Regions from separate parts of the Homo sapiens genome. Here region 1 is linked to region 2. Evidence: chromatin contacts called from ENCODE Hi-C or POLR2A ChIA-PET data. All regions are on one chromosome and are shown on one strand. Each heading gives the region's core, a stretch centred on a gene start or an enhancer-like site at or near the end of the contact. The rest is flanking DNA. Distances are from core to core; before and after follow the strand shown.

Region 1 (4,782 bases), core at 1,948-4,447, 970 kb after region 2:
CTTATAAAATAACTAAAAATTCTCTGGCCTCAAAATATAAGTAAGAGCAAATGAAATACATTAAGCCCTCAAATTAATTTAATTTGCTTCTGGGTGCAATACAGATTGGAAACTTCAACACGACCCATCTTTCTCATCTTTTGATTCCCAGCAGAGTCTTGCCCACAGTCAAAGCTCAGTCAATGACTATCATGAGAATTGAATGATTAGAGTGCTTAAACCATTTTTTAAGGCACTATATTGATATAATTTATTTACAAATACTGAACTGAACTAAACTAGGGCTCCATCACAAACATCCCTAACTGCCCTCAATAGTTAAGGAATCATCTAACCCACAGCCTTTTTCCAGATTGCTCTCAAAAATTCTGAGCTAATAAGCACCATAACTGAACCACTCACTGTGCAGGCACTGTCAAGTAACCATCTGTTCAAGTATTCACCTCAAAGTATTCATCTTTCGTGCCAGCTCTAATTTCCCAGTATTCCATAAACAAGTTATTATTCATACTATTCCTATCCTTCATAAAACTCAACATAGTGCATCTCAGTCCTCATTTTTCCAGGCCAGAACCCAATCTCTTTTCACTCTGTATATGAAAGCCCCTCTCTTCCCACCTTCATTTTAGTAGCTCTTTTATGAATCTTCTTTCTCGTTTCAGCCAATACACACACATTTCATAGTAAAAGAGTAAATCTATTGGATTTTTCATCAGGAAAAGAATAGAATACACATGCAGTTTTAGTTCTGCTGCATCTTGCATCTGGTTGGCACACTAGGTTATGTCTTACAGAATAATAATAAATAGGTAGCATTCACTAAGCAGACTAGACTCTGCTCTAGGCATAATACATGTATTGATTCCTTTAATTTTGCAATAAACCTATTAGGTAGAAACTATTGTTATTTCCACTTTGCAGATGAAGAAACTGAAGCACTAAGAAATGAAGTAACCTCTCCAAGGTCATATAGCTTCTAAACCGTGGACTTGAAATTTGAATCCAGGTAGTCTGGGTCCAGAACCTAAGTGTCTAGCCACATGGCTACACTGCCACTCGCTGTAAATGAGTTCTCCCTCTACCACCCTCCAAGTGTCCTTTTCCCAACTGCTGCTCATTTTTCTGTCCATTCTATCAGATACAGAAACTCTCCCCGCAGAACAGTTTACTTAACTTGGGACTTTATTGCCCAGATTGGCTTTTGTGTGTACGTTTTATGCAAATGTACACAGTGTATGTTTTATGCAAACATATATAGTGCCCTCTCTTTTAGCTCATTAAAAAAAAAAACCCAGCCACAGCTCCATTCCCAGGATACCCACTGTTTACACATCTCCACCCAGATAAATGCCAGTTTGATGTAGAAGCTAAATTTGATGAGGAATGCAACTTGTAATTGCTGGAGATGGAACACAGACTGTGGATTACCTCACTCTCATCCCTGCCCCACCTCCTATGCTATATATCCGGAGTTTCTCCAGCCATAAAAATCTCCAGTTAATTGGGCAATGGATTTCTTGACAAGGCAATCAAGATTATGTCCCTGGTGCAGATAATCAGAAAGTCTACCCATTATAAACCAGCAGAAGCAATCTTGTCCTTTGATGTAAGCTTACTTCGGGTGTTTTTTATTTCCCCCAAACAGCACTCCTAAAGACCCACCCTATGAAACCAATACCATTATCACAAGTGAGAAAAGGGTGGAAAGCTAGAATGTTCTAAATGATTAACAAGGAGAATATGGATGTACACAGATTTTAATGACACCTAGTTCTACTTCCAAATAAGCAACTAAAAAACATTCCACCGTTTGCTTAATGACGAAGATATAAGTTTATAGCTCTCTATTGCAACCACTACTGGCAACACCTCCGTAGTAGTCTATTTTAGTCAAGGTTTTTTGGCTATAAGGAACAGAAACCCTTATGTCAAAAAAAGAGGTGGTAGGGTTGAGGTTTGCTGTAAGATCAAAGAAGTCATTTCATGGACAACGACAAGCAGGAAATAAGAGTATAGACTGGCCTTTCAGAGTCTAGAGCTGAGAAACCACCAGGCACCAGTCATGTGCCCCATCTGTCTTTCTGGGTCCATGTCATCTCTTCACTCACTGCCTGCCTGATGCATCCTCTTCTCTGCAAACCAGCTTTCTCTGCTTATTGATGGTTTCTGCTTTCTCACAACCTCAGCTTGCCTATGTAGCATGAACTGACTCTGTAAGAGTATCACACCCACCAACAACTGACTATGTCCTTTAGCTCTCTATATTCTTTTGCTTAAATTTTCAAGCAAGATAACCTGGTTGGTCACTGGCCAGGTTGATGGACTGCCTGTGTCAGGTTCAAGTGTCCACCACTGGTCCAAACATCTGAACTGAGGGTCACATGGTAGAAACACAACCATCCAAGCCCAAGGTTTTGGCAGGGCTGTGGGTAAGGTGATTTCCCAAACAAGAAGGTATCAACAGAACAGGGATTCAAAAATATCATATTTTTGAACTATAATTACTATGAAGTACGTAACCATCAGAAGGAACCTGCCACTTAATTTAGTTCTATAGTCAACTACAAGATTAATGATGGAAGTGTTTCCAAACTTCACTGATCTCATTAAATCTGGGTACTCACTGAAGAGTTATTTGAGATATAAATGTAGAACTAGTTGTCAGAAAATACCTACCTGTGCATAGAAAAATAAAGGCACTCCAGTTAGGCTACAGAACAGCACTATCGAGTCTGAATGCTCACAATAGGCTCACATCACTTGCTATAGCTCTTTTGGATTAAACACATCTAAAAATCAAGGGGGAAAAATAATTGGTGTTCATTTTAATGTCTGTATCAATGGCGCTAAGGATTCATAGGAGAAAAGGGCTTGTTCTTCCTTCCTCTCCTAGCTCCTTCCCTCCCTTTTCCATTCTCCCACCTTCCTCTCTTACACTGAGGCTACCCCAATCATATAAAGGCAAGTCCGGCAGGTAGACTGCTCTTAAGAAGCCAAACCAAGGACAAAGGGTCCTGGGGGCCAGGGACAATCTGGCATATTTTTCACCAGAATAGTCAGAGGCTGTCTGGCCAGAAGAGAATCTGAACTCTAGTCAAAAAGGAAGCAAATATCATTGCCAGAGAAACTATGTAAACCACCATCAAGAGTGAGGGTTGAGGCAAGGCTGTAAACAGGAAAGTGAGTCAGCTCCCAGGTCAGCAGCCAGGAGGCTCAGTGGACAGAATAATACTGAGTGTGAAGTAGGTCACGGCAAACAGCTCTGAAGCGAGGTCATGAACGTTGTGGTGGTGTGGGAAGCCCTTTTTATGTGGGGCCTGGCATGGCAAAGTCACCGTGCAGAATCAGACCCCACCCATGCCTAGGCTACCCATCTTCCCCAAACAGCCGGGTGAGGCAGGGCTTGCCTTATGGGTTTGCCTGGTGAGAGGCTGCTGTGGCCCTGGGCATTCTGTGATGGCTCGTCTCCCGTGGCCCAGGTGCCCGGGCTGGCTCCATGGCTTCAAGGATCCAAGCTTTCTGTTTCTATGTACCAGAATGAGAGAGGTGGGCTGCCAGCGGGACCCCAGTGTGTAAGTTAGGGATGAGCATGGATCGAGGGAGCTAGAAGCAGGAGGTAGGATTCTCAAGTCCTACTATTTGAAAAAGGGCTAGAAACATGGCTTGCCGGGGACATAAGCAGAAAAGTGTGGAGGTGCTCGGCAGGAGAGCCAGACTGTGCTTTCTAACAGGGTGACTTTGCTTTCTAACAGGGTGACTGGTGAAAATGGACTCTTATGTTTTCATTTTGTGGGACAATTACCATTTGAGGATTGCCAACAGTAGCTGTTTTCTAGCAGTAGAGACAGCAAGTCCACTTGGATCAGATGCCCTTTGTTCTGAGCAAGTCGCCGGAATGGCCCTGTTATCACATGTCTATCACTTCCTTTCCCGAAACAAGTCTGGGGCCCAGCTCTACAGCTGGAGGGGGCCTGGCACCTCTGCCCCAAACTCCCAGCTAAAAAAGCCTGGCCAGGAGATGAGGTGCACAGATTTGCATAAAGAGCCTAAAAAGGGGCCCCTGATTGAGTAGTTCTCATGCTCCGAGGGAACTGGAACCTACTCCACCCCCTACTCCGGGAAGTAGATCCAGTTTGTTACTTTAGAGCAGCTAGCTCCCACTGCTTGGCAAGACTGTTTATTGGCTATTATTAGTTATGAGTATCATTTGCATGGGTGAAGGCCTTCTGTACTCTCAGTTTGATGATGCCTATTTTTACTGTGTAGAGATAAGTTGGGTCAAGGAAGGTTGTGATGGGGTCAGTAGTCAAGGAGGCCATTAGCTATTTAAATACCTTAACCTCCAATGGATCCAGATTAAACCTCACCCTCTTGCAGGAAATCAGCTGATAGATGAGTCACATTGGAGAAATCTGGTATAAATGAAACCTAAAGAACTTATGTATGCCCACAGGAGTCTCTAGAACTTTAAATACTTTGCTTGATATCATCTAAACTTCACAATTGAAGAGAAGGTATCCTCAGAACTCTGTCTCTGGGATCTTCAACATGTGTCTTCTGTGTTGAGCTGGCCTGAAGATGGAGGTGCTGTGTCTGTAAAGGATCTTCCCAAACAGGGGTTCATTTAAGGCCAGGTCAGGGGAGTGTATCCAAAACCCTCCACCTTGTACTGGTGCTGAAAGAAGGTGGAGATGTGGCATGGCCTGGAAGGTAGTACCTGGCCTTGCACAGTCTGCCCGTAGGTCAGCGATATGGTTTGGCTCTGTGTCCCCACCCAAATCT
Region 2 (4,500 bases), core at 1,934-4,433:
GCGTAAGAGGCAACTTGCAAATGTACAAGGGATGATCACTGGTCTGTGTTGGGCAAAGCCCAGGTTGCGTGTGTCGGCCTGTGTGAACACGTATTTCCTTTCTGTATAGAGAATGAATTGCCTCTTGTGTAACTGTGCTAAATGAAGTGCTTGTGTATGTTATCTGCTTTTCTCCTCTAGGAAGAAGAGCTGCCAGGTCCTGGGAGAACAAGAACAGTGCTTTCTCCAAATTTTAACAGGAGTACACGGTGGGAGTGAGAGCTAGTTTTCCTGTAGTAGAAGCTGAAGACAGAGTAAAAATAATTAACTCATGGGAAAAATAAATAAACAAACAATTGGACTCAGCCAGAGGAAAAAGATAGTTAAAACCAAAACATGTAACGCAACCTAGAACAGTCTGTGTAATCTAGCCTCTGCTGTCAACTTAATCTACCATCACGTGCCCCATTATTCACGGGGCTCCACCTTGTATTCCAGTTGTTCCTCTCTGGAACATTTTATGTCTTTTCTCTCTGAGGGACTCAGCTCTTGGTATTTGCCTTGCTCAGAAATCTCTTCCATAGATCTTCACAATGGCCGGCTTGTCTTAGGTCTTAGTTCAAATATCACCCGCTCAGAGAGACCTTGCCTGACTTCCACTATATACATGGAGGGTTTCCAGAACAAATGAAGGTATTGAACAAATGAGCTCCATAAAAATGGAAACAGGGTGCTCTGCTTGGTTTTTCAGAAAAATGGAAATAGCGGCCTCACACATAGAGTTGACATTCCTGAGATTATCCAGTAGATCTGGACTCTGGAGCTCTGAGTCTAAATGTACTGCTATCCAGACAGAGTCTGCAGAGGGACCTCTTGTCATTAACTACTGTGCACCTACAATTTGTTATCAATGAAATGTGTGTAGCTTTTATTTCATGGCCTTGGGAAGCATCCTTAAATCTTTTATCCTTTAGTTTCTTCATCTGAGGTTAACAATATATGTATTTTGAAAGGCTATAGAAACTGGGAAGAAACATTTGCAACTTATAGCACAAAGAGTTAATAACCATAATATGTAAAGAGCTTCAAAAAATATAGAAGAAAAAAGCCAACACATCTATGAAAAATGGGTTGGAAATATGAGCAGAGAGTTCACAGAAAAAGAAAGGAAAATGGATCCTGCATATATGAAAAGACTCTCAACCATACTTTCAGTGAATACACTTTCAAACTTCATTGAGATACAATATTCTCTCCTGTCAGGCTGACAAAAATCTAAAAGATTGACAGCATATTTTGTTGGTGAGGCTGTGGTGAAATAGATGCTTCCATACATTGCTAGTGGGAATGTAAAATGGCATAAGCCTCATGAATGGGAATTTGATATATCTAGTAAAATTACATATGCATTTTCCCTTTGATCCAGTAATCCAACTTCTAGGAATCTATCCAAAAATATGTTGTAAAACTACACAAATACTTTTATATGTGACTATACATTGCAGCATTGTTTATAATAGCAAAAGCTTGGAAATTGGTTGAATAAGGCAATGGAAGGTCCACTCAGTGGAATACTATGCAGCTATAAACAACAAGAAGACGACCTCTGTATTAGTCTGCTTTCATGCTGCTGATAAAGACAGATTTGAGACTGGGCAATTTATAAAAGAGGTATATAATGGACTTACAGTTCCACATGGCTGGGGAAGCCTCACAATCATGGTGGAAGGTGAAAGGCACATCTCACATGGCATCAGACAAGAGAAGAGAGCTTGTTCAGGGAAACTCCCCTTTTTAAAACCATCAGATCTTGTGAGACTCATTCGCTGTCACGAGAATAGCATGGGAAACACCCGTCCCCGTAATTCAATCACCTCCCACGACATGTGGAAATTATGGAAGTTTCAATTCCAGATGAGATTTGGGTGGGGACACAGCCAAACCATATCAACCTCTATACATTGCCATGAAGCGATGACCCCAATAACATGTTCAGTGAGGAGAATTCTTGGCCCTTGTGTATTTTTTTTTTCTTTAAGTAATCTGCATTGAACAAGTCTTAAATTTACAGTTAGAAAAATCAATAGTATATTTTGTTTTATTTTGAATTACCCAGAAGCTCATGAACTTTCTGACCAAAATCCTTTCCCAGAAAGTTTGTCAGTTGAGAACCTGTGAAGTCCAATTCATTTATATGTTAAGATTTGTGCTATGGGATGTTGACAGCCTGGTGAAATTGACCCAGCCTGGCATGATCCTGGAGTCTATTTGAAAGGTGCAGGTTCAGAAAGCAGAGTGCTTCACAGGCTGCCACATTCCTCTGAAGATAATCTGCAGGTTGTACCTGCTGCCACTAGGCTGTTAGGCTGCCTAGGGGATGGTTGCTGGCTGGATTAACCAGATTTGCCATTGGCAGGTGGGAGATTTGCACCCCCAGAATTAGGCTTGCTACTCCATTAAGCTTTTGACCACCTAATTTAAACCATATTATTATTTTCTAAATAGGCAACACATTTACATTTTAAAATGCAAAGAGTACAAAAAGATAGGCCATGAAATGTCTTTCTGACCTGGTTCCCCAGGCATGAAGTTTCCCTCCCAAAGGCAACTAATCTGATAGGAGAATGAGGAAAGGAAGAGGAAGAAAGTCAATAAGGCCAATATTGGGAAGGTTACACTTGAGGAGACCTGGGGCTCAAACCTTCTAGGGCACTGGGAGCCAGTGTAAAATTTATCCTGTCTTGTGGATTTTAGATAATCTGTGTGTATAGGGGAGATATTTTATACAGCAGCAGCAGGCTATCCACATTGTGCCATACCTCGCTTTTGTGTGACTTAATATCTCTTGGTAATTGTTCCATGTCAGTGCCCAAAAAGCTTCCTCATTCTTTTTTTTGCAACTGTTCAGTTATCTATTTATGGTTACATCATATTATATTTAACCCATTCTTTACTGGTGTCTGCTCCCATTTGTTGTTCCATTTTGAGCACCAGATTTTAAAACTCATTCCTATAGGACACACAAAGGATTTTATTTCCTAGGAAGAGCTCCATGGCTCCCTGACTTGCTCAACTGTTTTAAACCCCCACCCCACATGGAATAAGCACACTTCACCATTCTCTCACAACAACAATTAAGTCAACTTATCTTTGAATAAGTAGCTGGGGGTGGCGGGGACACACCCCTGAAGTGTGGGTTTAGGTTTGTTTGATTGGGGCGTGTGCTGGGGTGGGTGGAGCAGGATGAAGAATTCTTCATTAGTGTTTCTCATGTTTGAAGTCAGATCTTCTTTCCTAGCTGGGGCCAGAGTCTTCAAGCTTCTAACAGGAGTTTCTAGAGCCACTGAATCTTTCAGAGAACAGGTACAAAAGCTCTCAGCTGGTGTACGAGCAGAGGAAGCGCCTTTACAAGGGGCTGCTTGGAAATGGGGGCAAACTGCTAAATAAGCGTGCAAAAGCAGAAAAGGGCCCAGGGTATTTTTAAACCTCTTACAAATAGGAGCAAGCCCAAATTTAACACGGGCTGGCTTTTTAATGTGGCTTTCTTTTTCACCCACCTTCCCTTCAAAGAGATGCTTTTTTCTTCTTTCTGCTGAAATACAAGGGCTTAGGGAGCAACTACTCGGTTCCAACAAACAGGGCAAGTTAACACTTGTGAGAGCAACACCCAAGCAGCAAAGGAAGCCGTGTTAAAATAAAACCACACCCCCTTCCCCTCCAGGTGACAAAGATAACCAAACCCAGTCTGGCGTCTATGCTCCAGCAACATGCAGGCTGAAGTGAAGGGCAACTGGGCAGGAAAGAGAAGGCGGAACTCGAGGTCATCCATACTGCCCAATTCCCTTGCTCCCCTCTCTTCCTGCCTCTCCAATTCTCATCTTCACCCAGAGCTGGTCTGATGCAGAAAAGTGAGGGGAACTCACTGTACCCATTTCTCTTTCTAAAATATCTCCTCAGGCACCTTAAACCTTTGTTCTTTCTTCCTCCAAAACAGTTCTCAGGAATTTGATACTATAGGATCATCTATTCTAGAGGTAATTAATAAGCTTTAATGAACTGTTCCTTCTAGAAATATTCTTACCCTTAAGCCAAATGATTGTAAAGGTCACAGGGCATTTCAGGCATCAGCTATTTCATGAATGGGAAGTAGTGTGGGTAGAACCCTAGCATGCTCTGGACCTTAAAATCATATCCTATGATTGGTTACCTCACATATGCAAAACCACCGCAGTCTACACCTCTAAACACACTTAAAACACTCTTTCACTGGTAAATAACCTGCATTCCTATATTCCTTTGCAGAACAGCTTGAGTGAAACCTGTGTTTATATGCAATGGTCGAGGCCAGCGGTGTAGAACATACACGCTCACTGCATTCTGGGACAGCTCTGGTCTCCAAGCCCGGAGGTTTAAGCAGTGTGTGGCCAGGCCATTGAGCTGAGAGCATAAGCTTGGTGATACCTATCAACATAAAAATATTCATCCATTACTTTCACTTATTTATTTTATTCACAATTGTAT

What was found. Hi-C counts contacts between places; a loop is a spot of excess contacts on that map. ChIA-PET counts read pairs that join two places held with the same protein, here RNA polymerase II (POLR2A). Pooled maps may share reads with other maps.
Region 1: a map of CD8-positive, alpha-beta T cell shows a loop between it and region 2 (7-fold over the local background). The contact joins two enhancer-like sites. A Hi-C loop is called at or near these places in 1 of 168 maps with a recorded cell type or tissue (CD8-positive, alpha-beta T cell) and 5 of 50 pooled maps. POLR2A ChIA-PET finds 5 or more read pairs at or near these places in 2 of 52 experiments (activated CD4-positive, alpha-beta memory T cell and activated naive CD4-positive, alpha-beta T cell).

What each region holds. Positions count from the first base shown.
Region 1 is chr15:39,621,739-39,626,520 of GRCh38, forward strand. All of the region lies in intron 10 of FSIP1 (fibrous sheath interacting protein 1), which reads right to left. Among named protein-coding and RNA genes, the nearest start is that of THBS1-IT1, 38 kb to the left of the region's middle. RefSeq lists an enhancer at 2,038-2,127. Within about 2 kb of position 3,198, at least 19 of the 41 ENCODE cell types and tissues checked have a DNase peak (open chromatin) inside an H3K27ac peak, as active enhancers do; they include CD8-positive, alpha-beta T cell, where a contact is called at or near this core.
Region 2 is chr15:38,648,233-38,652,732 of GRCh38, forward strand. No RefSeq gene overlaps it. Among named protein-coding and RNA genes, the nearest start is that of LINC02694, 46 kb to the right of the region's middle. Within about 2 kb of position 3,184, at least 6 of the 41 ENCODE cell types and tissues checked have a DNase peak (open chromatin) inside an H3K27ac peak, as active enhancers do; they include CD8-positive, alpha-beta T cell, where a contact is called at or near this core.